Linked DNA regions of Homo sapiens: region 1 is linked to region 2. A link is a contact called in ENCODE Hi-C data. All regions are on one chromosome and are shown on one strand. The core of a region is the stretch at or near the end of the contact, and the rest is flanking DNA. Distances in the headings are between cores, read along the strand shown. Region 1 has its middle 100 kb from the start of LINC01228. Region 2 holds the start of LINC01229 (long intergenic non-protein coding RNA 1229).

Region 1 (3,231 bases), core at 65-2,564, 160 kb after region 2:
ATGATTTCAAGGAACTCACATCTTCATAAGCTTCTGCTGCTACCCTCGTCCTGTTTTTCTCCATAATCTCATCCACTCTCATGGTTTTGCATACTTACTTTCTCTCTTTCCAGCAAAATATCCAGCCAAAGTCCGTCTTGGATGTTCAGACCTATACATCTCTGTCTTCCCCCATCTCCTGTTAGAAGTTTATAATCATCATACATTTTACATAAGCCAAAGAATGCTCATAATTTTTACATTCTAACTCTAGCCTGCTTCTCTCCTATCTTCTCCCATTTCCTTGAGTGGTATCACTACCACTAATGTTACTCAGGTCAAAAACAAACAAACAAAAATGTTAATTGGACCTGTTATTTCCTTTTCCTCACGTGCAGTCAAACGTGAGCTGCATTGATCAAATCCCCAACTTCTGTCTCAATCTGACTGCCCATTTCTGTCTCTACTGCCCCTGCCCTTGTCTTAGTCACCCTCCCCTCTTGCCTACACCTCTGCAGTAGCCATTTGATGGATGTGCCACATCCCTTTTCATGTCTCCTACAAATCCATTCTCTTCTGGTCATTTTGAAACACAAATCTGACCATGTCACTCCATGGCTTAAACCCATTGATGGATTCTCATTGTTCAGAGGATAAAGTGAAAATGCACAGCACAGCCCGCACCTGCTTAATTGGTCTGGCTTCTGACTTCCTCTGCATCCTCACCTCACTCTCTTCTACTCAGCCCCACTGTCCTCTTTCTCCTCCTTTGAATGCACCAAGTTCGTCCCTTCAAGCTAACACTCTTTCCTTGCCTCTTCACCTAGTCAATCCATTTTCATCCCATAGTTCTCAGTGTAAATGCCACTTCTTCAGAGGAGTGTTCTCTTATCACTTGCTTTCCTGCCATCAAGTGGCCCATTGCATGTCCTTGTATGAGGTTGATGCAAAAGTAAGATTTTTGCAATTATGTTTTTAATTGCAAAAACCACAATTAATTTTGCATCAACCTAATACGTGATTGCCTTCATCATAATGGCATTTACATAGTCATTTTCATACCTCTTACCGATCACCTGACTCTACCCATAGAGTGTAAGGTTCATGAGGGCAGGGTCTGCATCTTCCTTTTTTATCACTGAATCTCCAGAGCCCAACACAGAGCCTGGCAACACAGAATGTTGTTCTCTAAATACACATGGAACCAACGAAATCAGAAAAGCCTTGCCCTGCACAGAATATGAAAGGGTCCTAAGACTCATGACTGTTTCCACATTTGCTTGAAAGCCAGCATGGCCTCGCTTCCTGGAATTGGTGCCAGGAGAGGTCACCTCCCTAAAAGACGCACTCTGCCTCCTCCTGATGGCTGTTCCCCGTGGCCAGCAGAATGTCAACTCTCCCACTCCCTGAGACTTTTCTGGGCAGAAGCATTTAGGCTCAATCCTTGCAGAAAAACTTAGTCCAGAAAGAAAAAATAAAGAGAAACCAGAATGAGAAAGCTGCCTTTATTACAGCTAAACTGTTGGCTTAACTTCCTAAAATACCGTTGAATTTTCTTTCTGCATACAGCTGTGTTTATAGAAGGCAATATCATGTATGTAAATAAATTCAGATGCCGCTCGAGTTATTTTAAAACAATCAGTCTAACACTAATCAGCTTACTCAGAGACATAATCTTACCCTAAAAAAGTGACAAATCAGTACACAGTGTGCAGAGTAAAATCCATGGAGGGTAAGTCGAATATAAATGTATGAATGTTGCCAATGTCAGAATTTGAGGTTGGTCATCCCAGATGCTTCAGGAAAGCCGCCTCCAACTTCTGCTTCACCCTTCTCATCCCAGCATCCCAGAGGTATAATGTGGACAAGAGATATTATCCATAAATCTGTTCCCAATCCTCTAGGAAGGCCACATCCTTCCCCACTGCCATGCCTATACCGTTTCCTTTGCCTGGAATGTGTGGAACCTCCTAGCCATTCAGAAAGCAGCCTGTGTTTCAAGGCCCATCTCAACTTCTCTTCTTCTGTAAAGCACATTTTTCTGTCTCATGTGCTCATTGCATCTTATATCATTATGAAAAATAACTGATGTTATTTCCTAGAAGTTATTGATCATTGTGTGTCAGACATATCTGAATACTCTAAATGTGTATTCACTCAAAAAGGTTTTATTCTATGAACTCCTATTCTTATCACTCCATTTTACAGATTAAAAAACTGAGGCAATGAGTGACTAACAGCATACCCAAGCTCATATAGCTAGTAAATGGCTGAGTCAGGGCTCCAGTGCCTCCTCTGCCTATAGCTACTCTTAGGTTTGTCAATTGTCAGACATCAAGTTGTATGTATCACTGGATTATTTCCAATCATCTGAAGAGAAATGTGGCTGCTTTAGAGATGTGGACACTTAGACTCAGGGGAGCAATGTAATTTGCTATTCTTATTTCTCAAAAAATAAGGGTTGGGGCTGGATCTAAATCCACCTCTATTTTACACCAATGTCTGTTTTCTTTCAAGAAAAAATATGTCCAGGCACTGGTTCAATTTTCCTCTGGTTATTTATACAAATAACTTCGTCTTCAGGGCAACTGCCAACACATCATAGTTAAGCAACAAAGTTCTTTGTTTTTTAAAGGGTATCATGTATTATACAAAGATAATTCTCTGGTTCCTCTTGAGACGTTTATAGTCTAGCTGAGGACAAATTAATACTCATGAATTAGTAAGAAAACCTTAAGTACTAAGATTTCTGTGCTCAGTAACCCAACACAGACCTCAGAAGAGGGAGAAATGAGGGCTGCAGGAATCTGGGCAGGCCCCTGGTAAGAGGATCACCCTGCATTGGAATCCCATTCTCCTTGTACCAGCTGTGTGAGCTTGGCCAGGTTTCCACACTTCCCTGAGCCTTTGTTTCATGAATAAACGTCTTCTCTCTTGGTGTTCTGCAGAGGAGTAAATGAGGCAAGTGGCAATGTCTGGTATGGTACTGGGTAGGCACAAAATCGATGCCAATCCCTCCTTTCTTTCCCTTTGATTAAGCTTTTCACTACTGCCAAGGCTAATGAATAGACCAGGGCATTCATCAACACTCAGGTGTGTGTCCTGTGTGTATCCTTCAGAAAACTCACTGCTCCCCATGTGGTAGACTCCAGGATCATCTCCTAGAAGATCTAAAATCATTTAATTTTTGTAGGGCAAGCTTGTCTGCGTGTGTGTGTGTGTGTGTGTGTGTGTGTGTGTGCGTGTGGGTGT
Region 2 (3,413 bases), core at 463-2,962:
TTTCCCTTGACTGCCAGGCTCAGAGCAAGGGCGAGGGTGGCACACAGGCATCTGCTAAGCAGAAAAATGTCATGCCAGGGGCTTCTTCACCAGCCAACCCTGTTCCTAGCTGGCAGGCCACTTCCCAGGCAGTTTCCAAACAACAAAACAGAAGGGATTTCATTTCTCACTTCATTTTTTTTTTTTTGGCTTCTGTATTCCCAGTCCCTACATTCTGAATAAACAACCTTTTGTTGTAAATGGATAACTTGTAAGCCATAGGCACTCAGGGAGAGCAAAGAAGCTAGCTAAGGTGTGGGGAGGGGGAGGAAGAATCTGTGCTCCAAGACTGGGCCTGCCTACTGTGTTGTTATGTGTCTGGGCTACATGTGTCTCCATGTCTCCGCGTCCTCACCTGGAAAGAGGGATAATTCTGCATGCCATATTGACAACCACAATGGTGAAGATGAATTAGAAGGAGGCACCTTGAAAAAAAGAAAAAAGGAAACTGTATAAGAAAAAAAGCCCCACACAGTTTTAAATATGCTCAACTTGATAATTCTTCATAAAATTAGAATCACAGTGACTTCCAGTATGCAGCTGAGTTCACGTGAAGTCTGCAGTCACTTGTTAGAGAAATGCTTTTACGGAATTGCTTCACCAAGCAGAGAACTGGCTCTGCTGTCTCACAGATGTGGGAAGTGACCAGCTTTGATCAGAGTAGCCTTGATCCAGTCACTTTCCTCTCTGAGTTGTGGTTCCCACATTAGTTGAGGGGAAGCTGCCGAGGTGGATGTGTGTTGCAGGATGAAGATAAGATGTTCCCCAAACACACAGAACATGGGTCTTTTCTACTCATTCCAGGATTATTGAGGAAGATCCACCTAAGATGCAAGTGTTAAATACAGTGATGGGGCAGGATGGGCCAAGGGTGATAAACATGCTCATTCTGAGAATTGGTAGTTATGCATAGGACTGCATAAGGCTGGCATAGCCCTGGCGATGTAGGTTCTACTGAGACCTATCCCCAGATGGGGGCCATAACCACATGGGCAGTTGTACAGCCATGCAACCACACCAGTAAGTGGATAGAACCAAGAGCTCCAAAGTTACACAGACAGTTTCCAGTCCTGCTTCTGCCTCCCCTGCTCAGTGCCTCTGTTTACCCATGGGCACACCAAGCTCTAAATAGGATTAAGCATGGCAACTACTCAACACAGTATCTGGTAGAAACCCCTCAGAAACGATAGTATTATTAACAATATTATTACTAACCCTAAGTACCTGGGGCTGCATATATCTCAGCTCTCTTTTCCTCCTGGGCAATTTCCATTTTCTAAACCGAGGTCCTGCTTTTTCAGCAAGGAAACTGTGCTAAATGCTCCCGCATCAGCGTGTGTGTGTGTGTCTCTCTCTAGGGGCTGGGGGCTCAAGTGTTGAAGTTGGTTCAGCGTGTGTGTGTGTTTGTGCACGTGTATGGGTGTGTGTAAGGGCTGGGGGCTCAAGCATTGGCGGTAGCTCAGCGTGTGTGCGTGTGTGCGTGTGTTCAAGGGCTGGGGGCTCAATTGTGAGAGGTGGCCCAGGGGCCGGTTAGAGACTGGGAAGGACGACAGAGGCAAGACACGCAGCGAGTGCTCTCGCGAGAGTTCACCGAGTTGATAAAATTATTAAAACACAAAATACACATTTGCGTGAGGGGGAAAAAATACCCGCTTGTCCGTCCTGTCCCTTCAGGCTGCGCAACGCTGGAGGGCGATGGGAGCTCCACACAGGTGGGACGAGCCTAGCAGGTAAACCTTCCACCGGCCCGAGCTCCGCGACGCCGCGCCCCCAGCCCCGCCCCGCCTTAAAAAAAAAAAAAAAAAAGAAGAAGAGAAAGAGCCGCCGGGAGAAGCGCGGACGCCGCCGCTTCCCGGGCTCCAGCCGCGGCCCAGAAGAGGAGGAGCCCAGACGCCCTTCGCGCGCCATTGGTCCATCCGCCTAGCAACAGCCGCGGCCGGACCAATGGGAGCCGCGAAGCGGCCGGCCCCGCTCCAGAAACTTGGCTGCGGAGAAGTTCGCTGTCCCAGCCAGGAAAACAAACCAAGAGACCCTTCACACCCCAGCCCTAAGTTTTCTTTCTTACCCTGCCTACCCTCCCCCTTTCCCTTTGCAACTTGTCACCATTCCCAGCTCATGCATGCTTTAGTCGCCAAATTCTGACGCGGACGGAGGGCCTTTTCAGAAGGTCATCTCTTCCCACCCAAAGGAGAAGTCTCATTAGAGGCAAAAGAACGGACAGGTTGAAAACGATTTGTCAGGTTTCCGAATCTCTCTTGGTCTTCAATTACAATAGCCTCACTTTTAATATATAGTGTGTTTTTGTTTGAACTGATCTGCAAGATCTGTGCCCAAAATGAAGGGCAATTTGGAACATTTATTATGTACCGGGCTTTGACCTCGAATTTTGTTTGCTTTCTATGCCTTATTGCATTTAATCCTCTAATTAATTGTAATTCGGAGAGTGGGTTGCCCTGTCTCCATTTAATAGATGGGAAATTGAAGTTCAAAATGGTGAGTGGAAGTGTCAGAGAAATTCTGTTAGTACATGGTTACACAGGATTCAAACCCAAGCCAGTCTGATTCCCAAGACACTCTGGTTTCATGATGCCAGGAACCTCTGCAAGCACTTTTCAGAAATGGCCATAAAGAAATTCTCTGACCTACCTTGTGGGTTGTAGGTCCTGCCCCATACTGGAGAGGAAGACGTGCTACATAGAGAAGCTAAGAAAAATTTGAACAGACAGGCCGTGCTGGGTTTTCTGCCTCAGTCTCTTGCTATTAGATCAGACTCTTCTTTGTCTAACCCTATTTCTACCTGGCTATCCATGCTTCATCAAACTTAAGCCCGGGTAAAAACAGATACCCGGGGTATCTATTTTTATCTGGGACTTGCGGTCTTCATTTTGAGGGCTCCCATGTCACATAAAACTATGATTGAATAGCTTTGTTATGGCTTTTCTCCTGTTAATTTCTTGTCAATTCATTCAGCAGACTTAGATTAGAGCCTTCAGAGGGAAAGTTTGAACTTTCCTAAAGAAATGGTGTATATTGCAAAAATCGAATCCAGACTCTCTCTATGTGTTATCCTCAAACCCCAGCTTGCTTTGTGGGTGTGTGACCAGCCCAAATGCACAGATTCTGTACTTAGAAGGTCTTACACTTGGTTTACTGCTCTGCTGTTGCTGTTTTGAAGTTATTAATACGATTTGAAGAAGAGGTCCCGTGTTTTCATTTTGCACTGGGTCTGCAAATTATGTAGCCGCCCCTATGAATACAGCTTATTTAAATGTCCCAGAGGAATCTCACGTTTTGAGAATGTCGAACCTCAAGGGAAGGAGGAAGGTTGTAAGCTTGCCACCCCAACCCACATCACACACACACTTAGACTTCTG

What was found. Hi-C counts contacts between places; a loop is a spot of excess contacts on that map. Pooled maps may share reads with other maps.
Region 1: a map of sigmoid colon shows a loop between it and region 2 (3-fold over the local background). The contact joins the enhancer-like site here to the promoter of LINC01229 in region 2. A Hi-C loop is called at or near these places in 1 of 168 maps with a recorded cell type or tissue (sigmoid colon) and 5 of 50 pooled maps.

The regions. Positions count from the first base shown.
Region 1 is chr16:79,927,222-79,930,452 of GRCh38, forward strand. No RefSeq gene overlaps it. Among named protein-coding and RNA genes, the nearest start is that of LINC01228, 100 kb to the left of the region's middle. Within about 2 kb of position 1,315, at least 2 of the 41 ENCODE cell types and tissues checked have a DNase peak (open chromatin) inside an H3K27ac peak, as active enhancers do.
Region 2 is chr16:79,768,759-79,772,171 of GRCh38, forward strand. LINC01229 (long intergenic non-protein coding RNA 1229) reads left to right here and starts at 1,713. Exons shown (of 4, transcript NR_104660.1): 1 at 1,713-1,769. It overlaps MAFTRR (MAF transcriptional regulator RNA), which reads right to left and starts at 1,774. Exons shown (of 6, transcript NR_104663.1): 1 at 1,689-1,774; 2 at 395-464. RefSeq lists an enhancer at 1,814-1,863 and silencers at 1,861-2,059, 1,984-2,033.